2 separate regions of the Homo sapiens genome follow, and region 2 is linked to region 1. The links are chromatin contacts, found by Hi-C or POLR2A ChIA-PET in ENCODE. All regions are on one chromosome and are shown on one strand. The core of a region is the stretch at or near the end of the contact, and the rest is flanking DNA. Distances in the headings are between cores, read along the strand shown. Region 1 overlaps UBE2E1 (ubiquitin conjugating enzyme E2 E1). Region 2 overlaps UBE2E2 (ubiquitin conjugating enzyme E2 E2).

The links. Hi-C counts contacts between places; a loop is a spot of excess contacts on that map. ChIA-PET counts read pairs that join two places held with the same protein, here RNA polymerase II (POLR2A). Pooled maps may share reads with other maps.
Region 2: a pooled map shows a loop between it and region 1 (9-fold over the local background). The contact joins two enhancer-like sites. A Hi-C loop is called at or near these places in 5 of 37 single-sample maps with no recorded cell type and 4 of 50 pooled maps. POLR2A ChIA-PET finds 5 or more read pairs at or near these places in 4 of 52 experiments (GM12878, H1, MCF 10A and 1 more).

Annotation. Positions count from the first base shown.
Region 1 is chr3:23,827,089-23,831,579 of GRCh38, reverse strand. All of the region lies in intron 3 of UBE2E1 (ubiquitin conjugating enzyme E2 E1), which reads right to left. Among named protein-coding and RNA genes, the nearest start is that of UBE2E1-AS1, 22 kb to the right of the region's middle. RefSeq lists enhancers at 42-91, 612-821, 1,741-2,170. Within about 2 kb of position 1,904, at least 2 of the 41 ENCODE cell types and tissues checked have a DNase peak (open chromatin) inside an H3K27ac peak, as active enhancers do; they include GM12878, where a contact is called at or near this core.
Region 2 is chr3:23,591,330-23,595,820 of GRCh38, reverse strand. UBE2E2 (ubiquitin conjugating enzyme E2 E2) reads right to left here. Exons shown (of 6, transcript NM_152653.4): 6 at 4,027-4,491. Among named protein-coding and RNA genes, the nearest start is that of UBE2E1, 210 kb to the left of the region's middle. RefSeq lists enhancers at 1,790-1,899, 1,920-1,969. Within about 2 kb of position 2,365, at least 2 of the 41 ENCODE cell types and tissues checked have a DNase peak (open chromatin) inside an H3K27ac peak, as active enhancers do; they include GM12878, where a contact is called at or near this core.

The sequences.
Region 1 (4,491 bases), core at 655-3,154:
ACACCACTGCACTCCAGCCTGGGCAACAGAGTGGGACCATGTCTCGAAAAAAAAAAAAAAAGTATTCATTTTGTTAAATATTTTGTCAAACTAGCTCCCAATATTAGTGTCATCTGGACCCTTTCACTTTAATTACCAAAATAGCTGACTGATCCAAAACTCAATCAAGTTAGACTAACTGGTCCCTCGCCCAAGAGTTTTACAACTGGCCAAAAGTAAGTTTCTCTCTGGGTGCCTGTGGTCATGTTCTTCAGGCAGGCTGTGGGCAGCCAGGAGCAATCTGCGATGTGAGAAAAAATAAAGCGCACTTGGAGTGAGAGCATAGATGAGAGTTGGAGAGAATTCCTGGTTTCTGTTGTTTCTGATATCCAGAACATTTCAGTTCCTGGGTTATCAGACACACACTCAAATATCCCTATAATATTATCTTTTTATTTAAATGAATTAATTAGACTGCTGTTACCTGCAACATAAAGAGTCTTAGCTAATAACAAAAGTGGTATCAGAATGACTAATTCTCTCCAAAGTACAGTGGTTGAGTATCGGCCCTGAAGCCAGATCACGTGGGTTCTTCTGGCTTCTCCACTTACTAAGCTGCACATAACCTTAATGTTGATTTCATAATCTGTAAAATGGGATTACATGACCACCAACAGGAATGGTTTAAGTTTTAAATGAGTTTCTAATGTTCAAAGTCCTTAGAACAAAACTTGACCCACAGTTAAGACCGCAACAGAAGTTAGCTATCACCACCACCTCCAAGGGGGATCTAAATTCTACGATATACTGATTTGCTGATGTTTCAATGAGACCACTCATCTGGCTTGACACATTCCCTACTGTACACATGATACACAGAGAGCATTGACAAGGCCACTCTTAAACAGGGACAGTTTCCACATCCAGGTGAATCAAGAAGAGTAATAAGGTAAGGAAGAGAGAAAAAGCAGTGGCTGGATTCTCCACAGCTCCAAGCATCACACTGTTCTCTCATAAGGAGCTTCTACACAACCAAAACCCCAAACCTGCCCCCACCCCAATATTGAGTCACACTGCTCTTCCTTTGATGCTGTTGGTTCTATAAGCCTGAAGATTTTTATGCATTTTTGGATCCAACAGATGACTTCAGCTTGCCAAAAACAAACAAAAACAAAAACAAAAAAATGAACCCACTCCCGACTGGTATAACTCTTAAAATCCTTTATTATTTGTGATTTTTATTTTTGTGTGTGATGGGGGTAGGGCAAGAGATGAAGGCTGCTGACCTTTGTGAACCCTAAATCTATTTATAATACATATTGACTAAGACTCCCTCTATCCACTCCATGCTCTTGTCAGGGGATATTATAAAGGGCTCAGAATAAATTAAACACCATCCTGAAAGGCTACTTAACTAGAAGCAAGCATGGCCCAGAGATCAAGCACATGCATGTAAGAATTAGAGGAGCCTAAAGAACCAGGAAGTAGTTAAAAAGAAAAAAGGAAAAATAATATATGCATGATTTTTCCAAAGATATTTTCTTGACAAAGTATCTTTTAAATTATTCTAGAACCAAAATTCCAGGTGTAGCTAGCTAGGTAATAAGAAGGAGTGGAGGGAAGGGGGAGGAAGGGAAACATGTGGCATACCCATATCCTGACAATGCCAGGGTTTCTCTACAGAAATTCCGAAATAGCAGCAAACTCCTCAAGAACCCAGGCCAACAGAGCCAATCAATCCATGCTTATCAACTCACAAATTTGCTGAAGGCTTTCTCCTTTTATCTGCTTCTCTTTCAGACATCTCTTATTTATAGAAAGTAGTGAGCTAAGCCTGAGGGGAAAACCAAAGTCCCCATTTCTAACCGCTCTTCTAGACCCCTTTCCTTTCTCAGTTCCTCTTTCCTTTCTCCTTCTCTTATTAGCTCGACCTCAACCTTTTCCTTGGACTCCCTAAATCTGTAAACTTTCCCACTTCAGCACTTTTCCAGGAGAGGGGCAGGTATGGGGGCTCAGGCTACTGGTAAACCCCGTGCTTTGGGAGGTTGAGGCAGAAGGACTGCTTGAGACCAGGAGTTTGAGACTAGCCCAGGCAACACAGCAAGACCCCACCTCTCCAAAAAAATTTAGAAAACAGCTGGGTCTGGGTGTGGTGATTCACACCTGTAATCCCAGCACTTTGGGAGGCTGAGGCAGGAGGATCATCTGAGCTTAGGAGTTCCAGACCAGCCTGGGCAACATAGTGAGATCCTGTCTCTATTAAAAAAAAAAAAAAAGCTGGACTTTGTGGAGTGCACCTGTTGTCCCAGCTACTTAGGAGGCTGAGGTGGGAGGATCGCTTGACCCCAGGAGTTCAAGGCTGCAGTGAGCTATGATCACACCATTGCATTCCAGCCTAGGCAACAAAGCGAGGCCCTCTCTTTTTTTTTTTTTTTTGAGGCCCTGTCTCAAAATAATAATAATAATAATCCTCCATCTTATCAAAAATAAGAACTTATTTTCAAGAATCAAAGAAAAAAATAAAAAATACAAGACGGAGAAACTGCCCCTTCTGCAACTGCCACCCCCCTCTAGCTACAGCTTGTCAGAACCACTGGAGGGCTTTTATTTTTCACCCCAAATTTGCTAATCTCTCCTTCCATCCACCCTGTCCACTGAAAGTAAACCCCTGTTACTTATTGATGGACATTTTCCCTCTTCCTTAGGTGTGCTGGGACAGGCACAAGCCTGGAAATCACCAGACTAGAGTGTGAGACAAATCTGAGGAAAACACTGAAATCACATAAGGTTTAGATGAAATTGAACTATGATAAAAATTATAAACAAATTTACATCTTAGGTCATTAACGAACCTTTATATAATGTCTTGTTCAGTAGCTATGTAACGTTTATTTTATATTGAAAGCATCTATCACACTTTTGTATCTCCAGATGATCTAATTCAGTGCTATGCACACACAGACACCCATAAATGCTCAGTTTGTAATTTGAGTCAAATAAAATTTTTCAAGTCTTCTGTTCTGATGGTGACTCTAATGTTTTATTGCAAAAGTAACTTCTATCTATATGCATCAACTCCAACGCCTTTACCAGCAACTGCTTCGATTAGCACTGGTAAATATCCAAATAATGATCCCATTTTCTCATAGATTTAAATACCTAACTTTTTAATCACTAAGTATACTGTGTATCTTCTCAAAAATTAAACCTATATTTAAAATGTTATATTACATTTACATACAATATAGAAATTGATCTTTTTACACAATGGAAGATTAAAACACTGTATTTATGATTTCATTGCTTCAGCCTACATGTTTCTGTGATTGATGGTAACATCTAAATGAAGTAACTGGTAACATTTATACAACTACTACTAAATGCTGTATTTTAATTTGTTTCAGTAATCATTCATACTTTTTAGGCATCTTCTGGTGTTAGGTACAAGAAATAAAAATAATCATATTTTTTAAAAACTCGGTCTTGACAGAGAGACAAACACAAATGACCGTAACTCAATGTGATAAATGTTTTAAAGAGGTATGTATTTAAAGTGCCCTGGGACACAGATGAGAGCTGTGTGGAGTGAATCATTTTTATCAGAGCTTTGAAAAATAAAAAGCAAAGAAGCTGGGAGAGAGAACATCCTAGGGGGCATACTGAAAACAGCAAGTTACAGAGAGAGGAAATAAGATGGAAATATAAAAGCTGGGATCAGGTTGTAGGGGATCTGAATACTACATAAGATTTTGGGCACTTAATTCTAAGGGCAGTTAGGACCTTAGATTTTTAAACAAAAGAATATAAGAATTAAATCTACACTGGAGAACAAGTAGAGGTAGATGGCAATTCCAATGAAAAATATTAGTGGCTATGTTATAAAATAAGCCTCTTTTTAAATTTAAATACAGCTCTGCATATGAGTAAAATTTAACATCAACAACTCAAAAGAAGGTCTATAATTCATAAAGCCACTATAAGAGGCAGTAGAGTATAATGGTTAGGCTTTGAAGGCCAGGGCCTAAATACCAGCTTCTCCACTTAAGAGCCTAGTGACCTTGGGCAAGGTACTTAAGCATTTTAAGGTTCTCTTTCCTCATTTATAAAATGAGAATAACAATCATATTGACATACTTAATAAAGTTAGCTGTTATTATTAAAGCTTTATCCTATTTTTAAAATCTCCACCGCACACAGTGTGAAGCAAAAAGAAACTAAGCTAAAATTTGTATAGTAAATCTAAAAAGCTGTCCAGAATATCATAAATCAGGCTTTCTACTGTTCCTTCATTATTCTGTATAAAGTGAATGAACACCCAGAATACTGGATATATTCATGCATTCATATCATTTTAGAATTACCAAAATTCACCCCAAAGCAAAATATAAAATACAGGATTTTTTTTTTGTATTTTGATTTTTTTTATTATTTGGTGGTTTTTCCCTTTGAGCAAATAGCCATGTTATGTCTGCATTGAAATTTTGTCCCTTTAAGAATTGTGAATAACTTTTT
Region 2 (4,491 bases), core at 1,116-3,615, 240 kb after region 1:
ATCTTTATGTAAATGTACTTTAAAAATATTCACTTTATAAAAATTTTGTTATATTAAAAAACAATTTTTATATAAACCTATTTCTTCTCTCTCCCATTAAAAATCTGTAAGCTATCCACGTAACAGAAATTAACTTGTAACCCCATAAATCTATAAAAAAATTCCAAGCAATAACTAAACATTACCACTGCCTCCAAATCCAGTAGCCCAAATCTGGACTGACAAGTACACCCTAGTATTTTACTACACCCATTAAGAACACATGGGAATTTGGGGATTCTTTAATACAGGCATATGTTTTACATTTAAGTAAAAATGCACAGTCATGCTTGAATTTAACATAATTTCCTCATAGATTGCTTAAAGTGAATGGGGTCTCTGGGGAATTAATAATGGCTTCTGGAGTTTCTCATCACAGGTTTCTAATAACTGACCATACACTGCTTTGATTTTCAAATCGCAGTACTTGAGGGCTGTTTGGTGGTGAGCATAAAGTCAGCTGTTGGTCTAAAGGAAAGAGAATAAAATTGTCAAAGTTCATGGTGGCAGCCATCGTCATCATGTATTTACCTGTTTGTCAGTAGTTTCAAGTTGGAGACCAAACAGACAACGAAGAATGTGATCATCTTACTTCTAGGCAATTTTAGCACAGCGGCAGGCTCACCAGCAGAGTGTGACCTCTCACTGCCCCTTTGTACAACTACGGATTAAGGAAAAGAATCTTGGTTGGTGTTTCTCAATGTGCTCAGAGGCACCAATTGTAAAGCATCTGTTACTTTTCTGTTGCATAGCTTGACATGATTTCTCAGGAGGTCTCAATTTCCTGTAAACCAGGATGTGATTGTCATCCTGAACTCTAACCTCCTATCTAATTTTTAAAAAGATGGATGAGGGTCATGTTAAGGGGAAGGAGGGGATGCTGTGAGACGGGGGCTGGGAGTCACACAGCTCTAAAGGTTGCCAAGGTTAGTGGGTAAGGTTTCCTTCTGTAACCAGAAGTGAAAACTCTGACACTGGGCATTCTGGAATAATTGGGGTTGGCCCCCACTTTGACTGTATGGATTTATAAACAAGAGAGATCGGTGGTTACCACATCTCCCCCATTTTCCTGTGTGGGTCCCATGTTTAAAAATTCACACGTTCCTTTTGAGAAATCCTCTCAAAAAGCTTATTAGTCTTCAGACTACTCCTGTTCCTTCACAGAAAGACATACATACCTTAAGCCATGTTCAGAGATGTAAAGAAAGGCTGCAGTTGGTTTAAATCCCTCAGAGGCCTTCAGAAGCAGGAAATGAATGAAGAGGCCTAGGTGTGGAAGCCACAGAGAGGGGCAGGGTTTTTCAGATAGAAGATCCCTTCTAAAGCCATCATTGTGCATCAAGGAAAACACTGTCCTTAAGTTAAATATTTCTATGGGAAAAACTGGTCCCAGGCATTGCCTAAGATCTTAACCTTGGTACTCTGAGCACAAAAGCTCATGTGACCAACAGTCTTGGTTTGTCCAGGACCAAGGGGTTCCTGAGACGTAAGACATTCTGTTTTAAGATAACCTTAACCCACATTACCAGTGCTCATGGGGGAACGTGAGAGTGAAAGGAATGTGAACATTCCTTCTACTTAACAGAGAATGAATGTTCCAGTTGGCTCCCAAGGTGGCGGCATGGATGTGGGGAAACGCATGGCTACCATGGAAGGTCCTCAGAGGCCAAGCTACTCTAAGCTCCTTGATGGTCTCAACTCCCAAAGATTCCAGATCTGATGTAGCTTAAAATGTTAGGGTTCAGAATATAACTAGGTCAGCTCTTCAATGCCTCTGAGGACAATTCTAGGACTAGCTGAGGTATAGGGTGTGCTCATTCGGCTCGCAGTCCTGGTCCACATATGAAAGTGTTCTGTACAGTAAGGACATTTTGACAGTTACAAAGCTACCTTGAAATAAAATGCAGGTGGTCAGGATATCTGGTAGGGCTTTTTGGGTGCAATTTCAACTGTTTTCAGTATTAAGTATGAAGACCTCTCTTTTTAAAGATACAGACATCAAAAAGTTGCCATGCCTGACAATAATTAACACCCCTCTTATTGCAGTACTGAGATGCAGAGAAGTTCAGGGGTTTTCCAACTGACCTGTTTCCCCATGGCTGATCAAATCTGCATGCAGTACCTCTAAGATCAGAATGCTGGTCCCTCCTGTTTGGTCTCCCATCTAATATCAAGTCCACATTTTCTTCAACATTTTTTTTTCCCATTTTTTGAAGATGGCAAAACCCCACCACCTAGGAATTGTGCTCCTCCTTGACTCTAAGACTGAATTATGCCAATTCATTTTTATGGTATGCCCTCATAGTCAAAGGAAAGGTTTATGTGGTTTTGTCGTTGACAGTAAGGGCTCTGGTGTCACATGCTTGAATGGGAATCTCGCTTTGGCACCTGGTTAGCTTTTTGCGACTGAGGGCCACCTACACCCTTAAAAGGTAGGCTGAGCTTTTATTAGATGACTTATTATAGCCTGGTATAGTACATCCTGAATACATATTATTTCCTTTCTTTTTAATTCCTAAATAAGTTTACGTGATGAACTTCTATGTTTACTTCCTAATCTTGGAATAAGAAGAAAAGACTGACTACTTCTGCAGTTGCTATCATCAGTGGATTCCTGTAGAACAGATAAAAATCTTCCCCTTGTTTGCAGCTTGATGACAAATTAAGGACACAACGTTTTGAATGATTTAAGATCAACAAATATAATCTCAAACCATTTCCTCAATAACCAATGGTCTTGCCTCAGTCAAGGATCTGCCAACATTTTATCTAACATAGCTACAAATACTATATCTAGCAGTAACTAGTGTGAAAAATTCAGCATTATTATGGTACAAAATAATTCCTAAATTTTAGAAATGTTATCCCTGTATTTTTAAGCTAAACAATTTTGTTTACTGAGTGTCAAATTACTCTTAAATCTTATTTTACATGCATTTTAAAAAATTTATTGGAATTGTATTGCCTGCTGCAATTACAGATTTCAAGTAAAATGACCATGTTATTTGAAATCTAGACTTCAGCTCTACTAAGTTTGTTGGTTTCTCTGGAGTTTCTCTAGCTTTTACATTTTGAGGGCTGTGTACATTTGTCATGAAGTATGAATAAATCATAAAGTTGGGGAGAGAAGTTTTACAGCCTCTTCATATCACAGATGGGCATTAAACCTAAAAATGGGTCACAGGAAAACAAACAGGTCAGTGACTAGAATTCCTACTAGAGTTGTTGTAATCTTTGGTTCCTAAATATCACAAATTTTGTTTTGTTTTTGAGACAGCGTCTTGCTCTGTTGCCCAGGCTGGGGTGCACTGGCGCAATTATGGCTCACTGCAGCCTCGACTTCCTGGGTTCAGGTGATCCTCTGACCTAAGCCTCCCGAGTGGCGGGGACTACAGGCGTGCACCACCATGCCCAGCTCATTTTTGTATTTTTTTGTAGAGCCTGGGTTTTGTCATGTTGCTTAGGCTGGTCTCGAAATCCTGGGCTCAAGCAATCTCTACCTCGGCGTCCCAAGCTAGGATTACAGGTGTGAGCCACCAAGCCTGGCCTAATAACACATTTTTAAATGGTCTGATGTACAAGTAGATGTGAAATGTGCAATGTAATATATTTATCACTTAAAATGTGTGTTGGCTGGCTACAGTGGCTCAAGCCTATATAATCCTAGCAGTTTTGGAGGCTGTGGTGAGAGGATCACTTGAGGCCAGGAGTTTGAGACCAGCCTGGGCAACACAGTGAGACCTTGTTGCTACAGACCAAAAAAAAAAAAATTTAATTTAAAAACTGCCTATAAAGATTGTCTTTAAAGTATTAGTATTATGGGTCTGGTTTAATCAGCCAAAAGTAGGGGAAAAAAGCAGTTTAATAAAATTTTATTTTCAATGGTTCAATGCCTTTAGTGCTGAATTTTAAAATCTGAAGTAAAAATAAAAAACTTTGTGGTGAGAAACTGTAGGCAATTAAACATTCTGAGCAACTTTCCAAAAATCAGTGTTGTACCATATTGAATTTATTTTATGTTAAAGAAAGAAATGACACATCGTTATTTGTTTTTCATCCAGCCCCCAGTCTATGTTGGTCTGTGTCAGGGATTGGCAAACTACAACCCATGGGCCAAATCCCATGCCTATGGTGGTAAATAAAGTTTCACTGGAATATAGCTCTGCCCAATGCATTTATGTACTGTCTGTGGCTCCCTCTACTACAACTAGAGGGTTGAGTAGTGCATCAGAGACCATACAGTGCCCTGCTATGCTGAGAAATGTTTTTAAATAAAATGAATGGTAAAATCGTTATTAAAAAGACAAAAAATATTCTCAGGTATTTTGGTTTAGAAGTGGCATTTGCAATATTTAAATATATTTTCTTAGGATTTATTTTTAACTAGTTAAAAACAACAAAAACTGTATCTTTTGAATCAGGCATTTTAAATGTTAAAATATTTAGAGGTGG